2 separate regions of the Homo sapiens genome follow, and region 2 is linked to region 1. A link is a loop called in an ENCODE intact Hi-C map of the cell type or tissue named here. Cell type or tissue: natural killer cell. All regions are shown on one strand.

The links. A loop is a pair of places that touch in the nucleus more often than their neighbours do. Peaks named below come from ENCODE experiments on the same cell type or tissue, not always from the same donor. Only the 100,000 strongest peaks of a DNase experiment are listed, where the experiment ranks them.
Region 2: it touches region 1 in a loop (8-fold over the local background); 5 of 110 quality-filtered maps call a loop at or near these places.

What each region holds. Positions count from the first base shown.
Region 1 is chr15:85,699,855-85,704,854 of GRCh38, reverse strand. The region is part of intron 17 of AKAP13 (A-kinase anchoring protein 13); the gene reads right to left. Among named protein-coding and RNA genes, the nearest start is that of LINC02883, 56 kb to the left of the region's middle. RefSeq lists a silencer at 1-3. In natural killer cell, no CTCF peak of the experiment used is centred here; DNase peaks (open chromatin) are centred at 604, 1,414 and 2,424; H3K4me3 peaks cover 400 bases; H3K27ac peaks cover 3,679 bases.
Region 2 is chr15:85,644,698-85,649,697 of GRCh38, reverse strand. AKAP13 (A-kinase anchoring protein 13) reads right to left here. Exons shown (of 37, transcript NM_007200.5): 10 at 3,744-3,880. Among named protein-coding and RNA genes, the nearest start is that of LINC02883, 110 kb to the left of the region's middle. In natural killer cell, no CTCF peak of the experiment used is centred here; DNase peaks (open chromatin) are centred at 127, 2,917 and 4,747; H3K27ac peaks cover 4,058 bases.

The DNA.
Region 1 (5,000 bases):
GACTAAAATCTTACTCTCTGTTTGGGAAAACAGAAAATTACCAAGAACACAAGAATTGAAGACAAATCTAATACATTTTTAAGCTCTCTGCCACAAACCATACCATGTTGTTATGAAGATCAGAAAATAATTATCTGGCCTTTTATTTATTTATTTGATAGATTTCCTAATAGCAGTAGGCAATATGCTTTCATTTTTTAAAATTCTTCAAAAAGGTCTCAGCACAGTGGTTTATGGGAACAGAGCTGATCCCTAATCGGATTCCTCTGTACCTAAAACAAACAGTCCAGCCTTCAACTTCTTTCTTTGCTACAAGGAGGCATCAAACCAAAGAAAATGAAGTTAAACCCACATGACTGGAAACTATCATCTATCTATTGCTGTATCTTTTTTTTAACCCATGCCACCAACCACCACAGATCTTTGGCGAATGGTTATATACTATGTGTTTTTTATCTTTCGGAAGAAAAATAAAACAAACCATTAGCGAGGCTAACTTAAGAAAATCAACTTTATACAATGATAAGAGGAGTGGCCATGCCAAACTGAAATGAAATGACAGAATATCAAAGGACTGCCTACACAGAAACGAGCCACCTTTGGGAGCTGAGTCATATGCAGCCAAGGCTCTGACAAAAAAGGTCTTCCAGTACTTCAGTTCATTGATCATCACTTGGGAATAGGCTGAAGACTTCTGACTGTTCTGCCTACAGATGTGAGCAGCAAAATCTAACTGGGAAAAATGACCTGATTCTTCTCCAGGACACAAGTTGAGGAATTACCTTTAAGGATAGAAATGCACAACTTTCTCCTATCATTTCAACTCTAACCAAGAAAATGAAAATAAAACAAAAAACAGTTAAATATGAGCAAATTTAGAAATGCATGCTACAAAATTCTTTCTGCAACTTTAAACTTCTTGTTTAAAATCTTTAACAGAGACCCTGTCTCTCAAAAAAAAATTATTAAATATATGTGTGTGTATATATATATATATATATTTTTTTTTTTTGAGATGGAGTCTTGCTCTGTCACCCAAGCTGGAGTGCAGTGGTACGATCTTGGCTCACTGCAACCTCTGCCTCCTGGGTTCAGGTGATTCTGCTGTCTCAGCCTCCTGAGTAGCTGGGATTACCGGTCCATGCCACTACGCCTGACTAATTTTTTGTATTTTTAGTGGAGATGGTATTTCGCCATGTTGGCCAGGCTGGTCTCAAACTCCTAACCTCAGGTGATCCACCCGCCTCAGCCTTCCAAAGTGCTGGGATCACAGGCGTGAGCCACGGCACCTGGCCAATAAATAAAATCTTTGGGGGATTTGAGACATCGCCCTATCTGGACTAAGAGTGCTTATATGCAAAAGGCATGTGAGATGTTCTTGGTAGCTGGTGTAATAACCACAGTGCTGATGTACAGAACAAGAAGAAAGCCACAAAAAAGAGCCAAATCATCTCAGCTGAAGTAGCCCCAGCAGCAGTTTTCGTAACAACACTGGTAAACAAAAATGAAATAAAATGAAAGTATTCTGCTTAAAAAAGAATTGCCTTTATTGCTTAGGGTCTTTTTTTACCTTCCTTTTCCCTAAGTAATAAACTTCCTTCCTTTAATCAACTATATGTATTTTATTCTCTCATATAAGCAATGAACTATAAATGCCAGAAAACTGTCTAGAGGGCAACTTTTCTGATGAAATCAGAAGTAAAATCTAACCATCACACACATTCTAAATTCTTATGTTTCCTACTTAGATTGCAGCTGGTTTACTTGTTTATTTTTTATGTAAAAGAAACAACCTACCACAAAAGTACTGAAATGCTGCTAGCACAACAGAAAATAAATCAGCAATAATCTCAGTATCATTTTACATCTGTTTAAAGCAAGCAAAACAGAACCACTGGCAAGACCCCAAAACCTGAACATAACAAATTCCTTATTCTGAAAGACCCCACTAAGTCACTAAGCTTTTCAAAGAACAAATTATTTGTGGCAGCTGGAAAGAACAGCTGACTATTCAAGGACAGCTTTACATAATAGAGAAATAAGAGTTGAAAAGACATTCCTCTATTAACCCTGTTAAAGTCACCTAATCCTAAAGCAAGAGTAGCGTTTTGGCTGAGATAAAAAGTCCCAGTTTCTTGTATAAACCATCATAACATATCATCATGATGGACTATATGGCTGATCTTTCTAACCACAAGTCAAAGGTGACTATGCAGTGCTGAGGGTATGAAGCTCTATCCAGGGGTCAGCCAAACAGGGTTACACTTAACCACAATGGGAAGCCACTGTCTCCTAAGAGCACAAAGGTTTCCTAGGAGGTAAACGACTAACTGCATGGATGCTACATTTCCTACGACTCCTGGGAAGATCCTGGACATGAGACGCGATGGAGGGAAGTGACGAAAGATTCTGCGTCCCCAAATTACTCATATTTTCTACTTCCTGCCAAGATAACACATGGGACTTCCTACATACAAACATTCAGCTTCTTCAGGAAGCTGAAGATAATCAGCCCATTACTTTGGTTCCTTTGAGAAGATGACTACATACTATTTTGTTGCTTTCAATCCTTTTCACTCCTTTTGTGTGTGTGTGTGTGTGTGTGTGTGTGTGTGAGTCTTGCTCTGTCACCCAGGCTGAAGTGCAATGGCGCGATCTTTGGCTGACTGTAACCTCCGCCTCCCGGGTTCGAGCAGTTCTCCTGCCTCAGCCTCCCAAGTAGCTGGGGATTACAAGCGCCCACCATCATGCCCAGCTAATTTTTTGTATTTTTAGTAGAGACGGGGTTTCACCATGTTGGTCAGGCTGGTCTTGAACGCCTGATCTCGTGATCCACCTGCCTTGCCCTCCTAAAGTGCTGGGATTACAGGCGTGAGCCACCGTGCCTGGCCTACCCCCTTCTTTTTATAAGAGGCAGGCTGCAGACTGTCTTACATAAACCTTAATGCTATCACCAGATGTTGAGACTATTTCTACATTACTTCTGGAGTAGGGTGGTATGCAAATTAAAGAATGTATTTTTGAAACTTAGTGCATATTAGGGTAACAGTCAAGCCCAACTTAAACTATTCCTTTTTGCTGTCTGATACTTTTCAGTTTAAACCTCAAATATAGCCAGGCATGGTGGCTCACGCCTGTAATCCCAACACTTTGGGAGCCTGAGGAGGGTGGATCACCTGAGTCAGGAGTTCAAGACCAGCCTGGCCAATATGGTGAAACCCCAACTCTAATAAAAATACAAAAAAAAATTAGCCAGGTGTGGTGGCGTGTTCCTGTAGTCCCAGCTACTTGGGAGACTGAGGCAGAAGAATCGCTTGAACCTGGGAGGAGGAGGTTGCAGTGAGCCGAGATTGCGCCACTGTACTCCAGCCTAGGTGACAGAGTGAGACGCCGTCTCAAACAAACAAAAAACAAAAAAAACCCCTCAAATATGTTAACTCTTTTTCCTGGTTTTTGCTGAGCAGGTAGAACTAAGATAATCTCTGATATTTGATTAGATCAAGCCATTACCAAAAATCAAAGAACAACTAGCAAAGGTTATTATGACCCCTGTCCCCACCGACAGACTTCCCAAACAGAAAAGACTTTAGTCTAGTGATAACACACTGGACTTCATGAAATAACGTGCCTCCAGAAAAAGCAAATTCCTTGGGTGACTTCATATTAAAAAAAGTCCCATTCCACTTATAAACACTATTAGCACAGAACCAGTAGCCAATCCACTATTTCACTGGTTTTCCAAAATACTAGAAAAACTCTAAAAAGTCTTATATGAAATATTAATATACTGTGTTCAGATATGTAAAACAGTACAGATTTATTTTGAGTTGCAATTTTAATATTTACTTTCAAAGTTAATGAGAACAATGAAGCAGCTGTGATGAACTAAAAACGTGAGGTCAGAGGTGCATGACATTCGCAATTCACTTACCTACCACAACCTCTAATTTCTTTATTTAATTTTGAGTACATGACACAGAGAACATCTTAACGTTCTTCATGTAGATAAATAACCAATATTAGCAGTTTTTTTTTAATGGCTTGCCTTGCAATCACAGTATAATCTTCAATTAATTAGAGATGGAAGGAAAAATACAAATGAATAGGTAGGCTGATAGCTAAAGCTGATATGTTGATGTTAAAATTTGGGAATTATACCTTTAAGAAGGTACGTTTTTATGTAGTTTTAAATATACACAAATTCAGAAATCTGTGGAGCTTCCAAACACCTGACATCCTGAAAGCTACCGCCCTATCCATTAAACTAATTACTACACAGAAGTGTGGCTGAGAATCTCAGACCCTCAAACCTTTCCTACAGTTTTCCCCAGTCAATACCAAACCCTACACAAGTGATTCTCCACGGGTACCTCTGGCATCGTTGGGCAATGGAAGTCTCCAAGAGGTAACCCAGATCTTGCTCTCCAGAGGCGGTTCTAGCACATACGACACTGATAGCATAAGGAGTCTAATAACTTGTGGTGTCCTAGCTATGTGTGCTTCATCATCCAGGGAGTCCAGTAAAAGAGAATTTCTATCATGTTTAACAGGAAGACATATCAAGAAAGCAAAAATGGGCTTAGGATGCCTGTGCATTCTCCTACATTAACTGAATATTTCTGCTATCTGATAAATTTATTATATGCCAGTTACAGGTTTAATTCTGAGTGATAGTCTAATGTAGACAAAGACTTAATATAGCCAAAGAGGGCAAATTTCAACTATTTGTAACCTAGAAATAATGTATATACACAAGTCAATGGCAATACAAGGCTAAATATACACTGGCATATATTAGACAACTTCTTTTAGCCTGAACTTAAAATTGCAAAATTATCTGGAGCTAGTCATGGAAAGGTACAGCCACTCATTATAACCATAAGCCAACGGTTCTTAAATCTATTGTCCTCTATAGCACAAGATTCTTTGGGTCTTCAAAAAGACTGTCTATAACTTTCAACCTTAAATCTCCTGATAATGTTTCACATCACAATCCAGAA
Region 2 (5,000 bases), 55 kb after region 1:
AACACTCACTAAAGAGTCATTTACCAGGAGGCATACTGAATGGAAAGACAGGGTTAAGGTGAAAAGGTCACGACAAACGTTACGGGCTGTTAAAGACCTCTGTGAGGCCAGAGACACAAATGGCTGCAGGAAGTGACCTCATGTACCACTCATGGTTCACAGAAAAAGATGTTGCAATGTCTCGCCTACAGATTATTTTTTAGAGATGGAGAAGAGGGTTAGAACCTGGGAACAAACTGCAAGACATTCTGATATTTTGCATAGCACACTCTGGGGGTGACCACTGAGGAAGACTTTTAAGGAAGCAGCTGATGGCCTATCTGCCAGTGCCACGCTTTTATTTAATCACTGGCTATTAGAGCAGGTTTGGGGAGGTTGAGAGTAAAATAAAAAATGAACAGATTTTAGAGTCAGGCCTAGATGCAAACCTCAAGTTGGCTGCTCACCCACTAAGTAATTCTGGATACATTTCTTTACCTATCAGTGCCTCTATTTCCTCAAGAGCATAAAACCACCCACTTGTCAGGGTTGCTGGGCAGACAAATTGAGATCAAATATTTTAAAAATTTAGTTCAGTACCTACTGTACAGTAAGTATCCTGTCAATATTAGTCTCTCTCCTTTTTGTAAGTCAGCCCTTGGTTTTATTAATGCTAGAGCAAACATTTATTGCAAAGCCTCTCCTGGTCACAGGCTACTTTGGTACAGCAAAAACACTAAGAGAAAAATCCTCCCCATCTCTTCTCAGGCCATGCAGACATTCTCAAGCATGCATGAGGAGGTGAAAGTGAAGCTACCATTTCTGGTTTTCCCTAAGCAGTCTAGTATAAAATGTAGGTGTTATTTATTTATTTATTTTTGAGACAGGGTCTTGCTCTGTCGCCCAGGCTGGAGTGCAGTGGTGCCATCACGGCTCACTGCAGCGTTAACCTCCTACACTTAAGTGATCTTCCCACCTCAGCCTCCTGAATAGCTGGGACCACAGGTGTGCACCACCATGTCTGGCTAATTTTGGTATTTTTTGTAGAGACAAGGTCCCATTATATTGGCCCAGGCTGATCTCAAACTCCTTGACTCAAGTGATCCTCCTGCCTTAGCCTCCCAAAATGCTAAGATCCACCACGCCTGGCCTCCTTCAACTTTTAAAAATTATATGTCTAATATTCTTGAAAAAAAAAATCTTCCAAATCTAGCACAGGCCATTTATATGAGCAATTTTGTAAATGGTTCTGGGAAAATAAGACGGCGAAATATAGAAAATTCTAATTCTCCTTAGCTAAGAAAACCATTCAATTAAGTGACCAGAAGTAACTCTGAGTCTGCAGAGATGGTAACATCCAGGCACAAGCTGTCATGCACCTAGGAGGTTGCAAGGAAGTATTTCTTAACAAAGACACTTCCATTTTTAAAAAACTTTTTACGTTAAAATTTTCAAACATATATAAATGTTTAACAAATCTCTGTATATCCATGACCTAGTTTCAATGATTATCAATGATCCCATTTTAAAGCTGGAACTTAGAGATACTATCTAATCTGTTTATCTCAGTATGTTTTTAGCGACACATATCTTCAGAATGGTATTCCCCTTGCGGGGAACAGAATTCCTTACAATTAAAACCTCGAAAGTCGCAGTGGAAATTACCTAAATTCTGATATTATTAAAAAAAAAATAAAATAACATAAAACTATTGATTTCTCTTTTCCTAAGTAAAGAGAAAGGCAGATCTTCTAAATGTGGAGTTTTTTTTGTTTTGTTTTTTGTTTTTTTGAGATGGAGTCTCGCTCTGTCGCCCAGGCTGGAGTGCAGTGGCACAATCTCGGCTCACTGCAAGCTCCGCCTCCCGGGTTCACGCCATTCTCCTGCCTCAGCCTCCCGAGTAGCTGGGACTACAGGTGCCCGCCACCACTATTTTTAGTAGAGATGGGGTTTCACCGTGTTAGCCAGGATGGTCTCGATCTCCTGACCTCATGATCAGCCCGCCTCAGCCTCCCAAAGTACTGGGATTACAGGCGTGAGCCATTGCGCCCGGTCCTAAATGTGGAGTTTTTACTTCATAGAATTTTTTGTCAAGTCACTATGAGTGACAATGATAGAAATCCTTAAGTTTGCATCATATTAAATAAGTCTTTCCAAAGACCTTGGGAAGACAATGAGTTCAAAAAAAAAAAAGTCAGGGAAGGCCAAAAATGAAAGGAAGGCACACAGGGTACATTCACAGAGGCACTGATATGCTCCTGATTCCCAAATCTTTAGGTCTCTTTTCTTGTAACTTCTATTTTATTTTATTTTTACTTTTGAGATGGAGTTTCACTCCTGTTGCCCAGGCTGCAGTGCAGTGGTGTGATCTCAGCTCACTTCAGCCTTCACCTCCTGGGTTCAAGCAATTCTCCTGCTTCAGCCTCCAGAGTAGCTGAGGTTACAGGCACGCGCCACCATGCCCAGCTAATTTTTTTGTATTTTTAGTAGAGACGGGTTTTCACCATTTCCAGGCTGGTCTCGAACTCCTGACCTCAAGTGATCTACCCGCCTTGGCCTCCCAAAGTGCTGGGATTACATGCATGAGCCACCACACCCGGCCTATTCTTGTAACTTCTACACAGCATCATTCACCATCTTGGACAACCTAATCACCCACTAACACAACTGCTCTCACCACTTCTCCGAGCTCATTATAAAACTAGAAGGAACCGTGTTGGTAGATGCAACAGTGTTTCCGCCTCTTCACCTCCTTACCATTAAGAAAACCACTTGTGGCATATAATTGAGTAGCATTTGCCATCTCTGCTGTGGGGAAAGCCCTCTATTCTTCTCAGGTGAGCAAAACAGAACTTGCTGCCACTAGAAACAAATATAAGCAAAAGAAAGCAAACTACCCCCATTCCCCACCTCCCTTAGGCAGCCTCCAATTATATGCAAATGTGAGCTGATTCATGTGGAAGGGCTCTATTGCAGAGATCTAGAAAGTTCCAATTAGGCAGGCTAGATGAGGATGAGTGATATGACCACACTCAGCAGGAAGCTTCAGGCCTAAACACATTAACCAGAAATGACTCTACAGCTGGTTTATAAATATGACATCATATAGTCTGAGCTGCGGTCCTTGCTGCCCACTGAGAAGTGTTCACTGTCATCTGACTTAATTAATTCTAAAGGAACTTCCATTTCTTCTGACTCCCAAGTGAGCTTCAAAATCTGTATTTAACTGGCCACAATTTCACATTAAATAACTTTGGCCAATGCTTTTTTCTTTCCCTTTTTTTTGTTTTTGGAGACAGAGTCTCGCTCTGCCACCCAGGCTAGAGTTTAGTGGCGCGAACTTGACTCACTGCAACCTCCACCTCCTGGGTTCAAGTGAGCACGTCCAGCTAATTTTTATATTTTTAGTAGAGATGGGGTTTCACCATGTTGGCCAGGCTGGTCTCGAACTCCTGACCTCAAGGGGTCCGCCCACCTCAGCCTCCCAAAGTGTTGGGATTACAGGCGTGAGCCACCATGCCCAGCCCAGTGCCTTTTTCTAAACCCTGGTAATCTGGCGCTTCCTTCTCCAAAGAACATTTACATGCCTCTCAGAGTGAGTGAGGCCCTACAAGGCTAGCTGGATCACAACTTACTAGCAGGAGTTACATATTTAGGGAAACAGGAGAGCACAAGAGGGGGAAAAAGTTGGAAAAGAGTTTGGGAAGCCCAAATAGGAACACAAAAGCCGTGTGACAAAAATGAAAGGAAGGTCCACACAGTACCTTTGGGAAGATGATGCTGTCCATGTCATCACTGGGTGAGTGAAAGAGGTCAGAATCACTCCCAGATTCTCTTTTAAGTACACCTTGTTTTGAGGTACACTCTCTGCCCAGTCCAACATCCAGGAAGTTCTCACATTCTGAAAAAGAGAATTTATTCACCAATATTGAAAAAAAAAAAACAAAAAAACCAAAAAACAAAAAGAACCACTTCCTTTTCACCCCAGCAACCAGTCTTTTAAATCTCTCTCTCACTCTTTTCTCTTCCTTCCCTCCTTATTTCTTTTTTTCAAAATTAAGAAGCTATAAAAGGACACAGTCAAATTAGTAGCTCTGCTACTCCAATTCTAGGTTGAAATAGCTCCTACAGGACAATCATGCATCTGCCACGTTTATATTAGGTACAGAAAGATAAAAGGATGATTTAGAAGCATATTCTACTTCTATTTAGATACCTGAATGGTAATGCTTTCCTCATGGTAGTGAGGGCATTTTTTTTCTTTTGTCTTCAAAATCCAAAGTCTTTTACTAGCAACTATGTGATGGGGTTTGTTTTAAACTTATAGGTTCTACTGAGTAATAACAGAAATATAATTTAACTTTTCTTACCATAAATAGCTCTTAAATTGGGGGCATAATATGCCAAAGTGGAAAAATTTATCATTTAGAATGTTTTCGGTTCAATAACTAGAACAGGGACCCTGGCAAGCTAGAGGGAGGGGTCTGTGACAGAAATACTACCTTTGTACATTGAGGAAGCCTAAAAACTTAGTAGCTTGAAATAAGCAAGGTATTCTCTCTTATTAACTTTGCTTTTCTGTTTTGTGTTGTTTATTTTGAGACAAGTTCTCGTTCTGTTGCTCAGGCTGTACTACGGTGACATGATCTCAGCTCACTTCAACCTCCACCTCCTGGGCTCAAGCAATCCTCACACCTTAGCCTCCCAAGTAGCTGAGAATGCAGGCACACGCCACCAAGTCCAGTTTATTTTTTGTAAAGATGGGGTTTTGGCATGTTGCCCAGGCTATTAACTTTGTAAACAAAAGTGACATGTGACTGGGTACCAACACGGTTAAAGAGATTTGTGGATGGTGAAACCAAGAACCCAAGTCCATTACTGAGTGGATATGAGCTTCCTTCAATAAGTTTTTGCAACTTCCGCCTCCTGGGTTCAAGCGATTCTCCTGCTTCAGCCTCTTGAGTAGCTGGGACTACAGGCACGTGCCACCATGCCTGGCTAATTTTTTTTTTTTTTTTTTT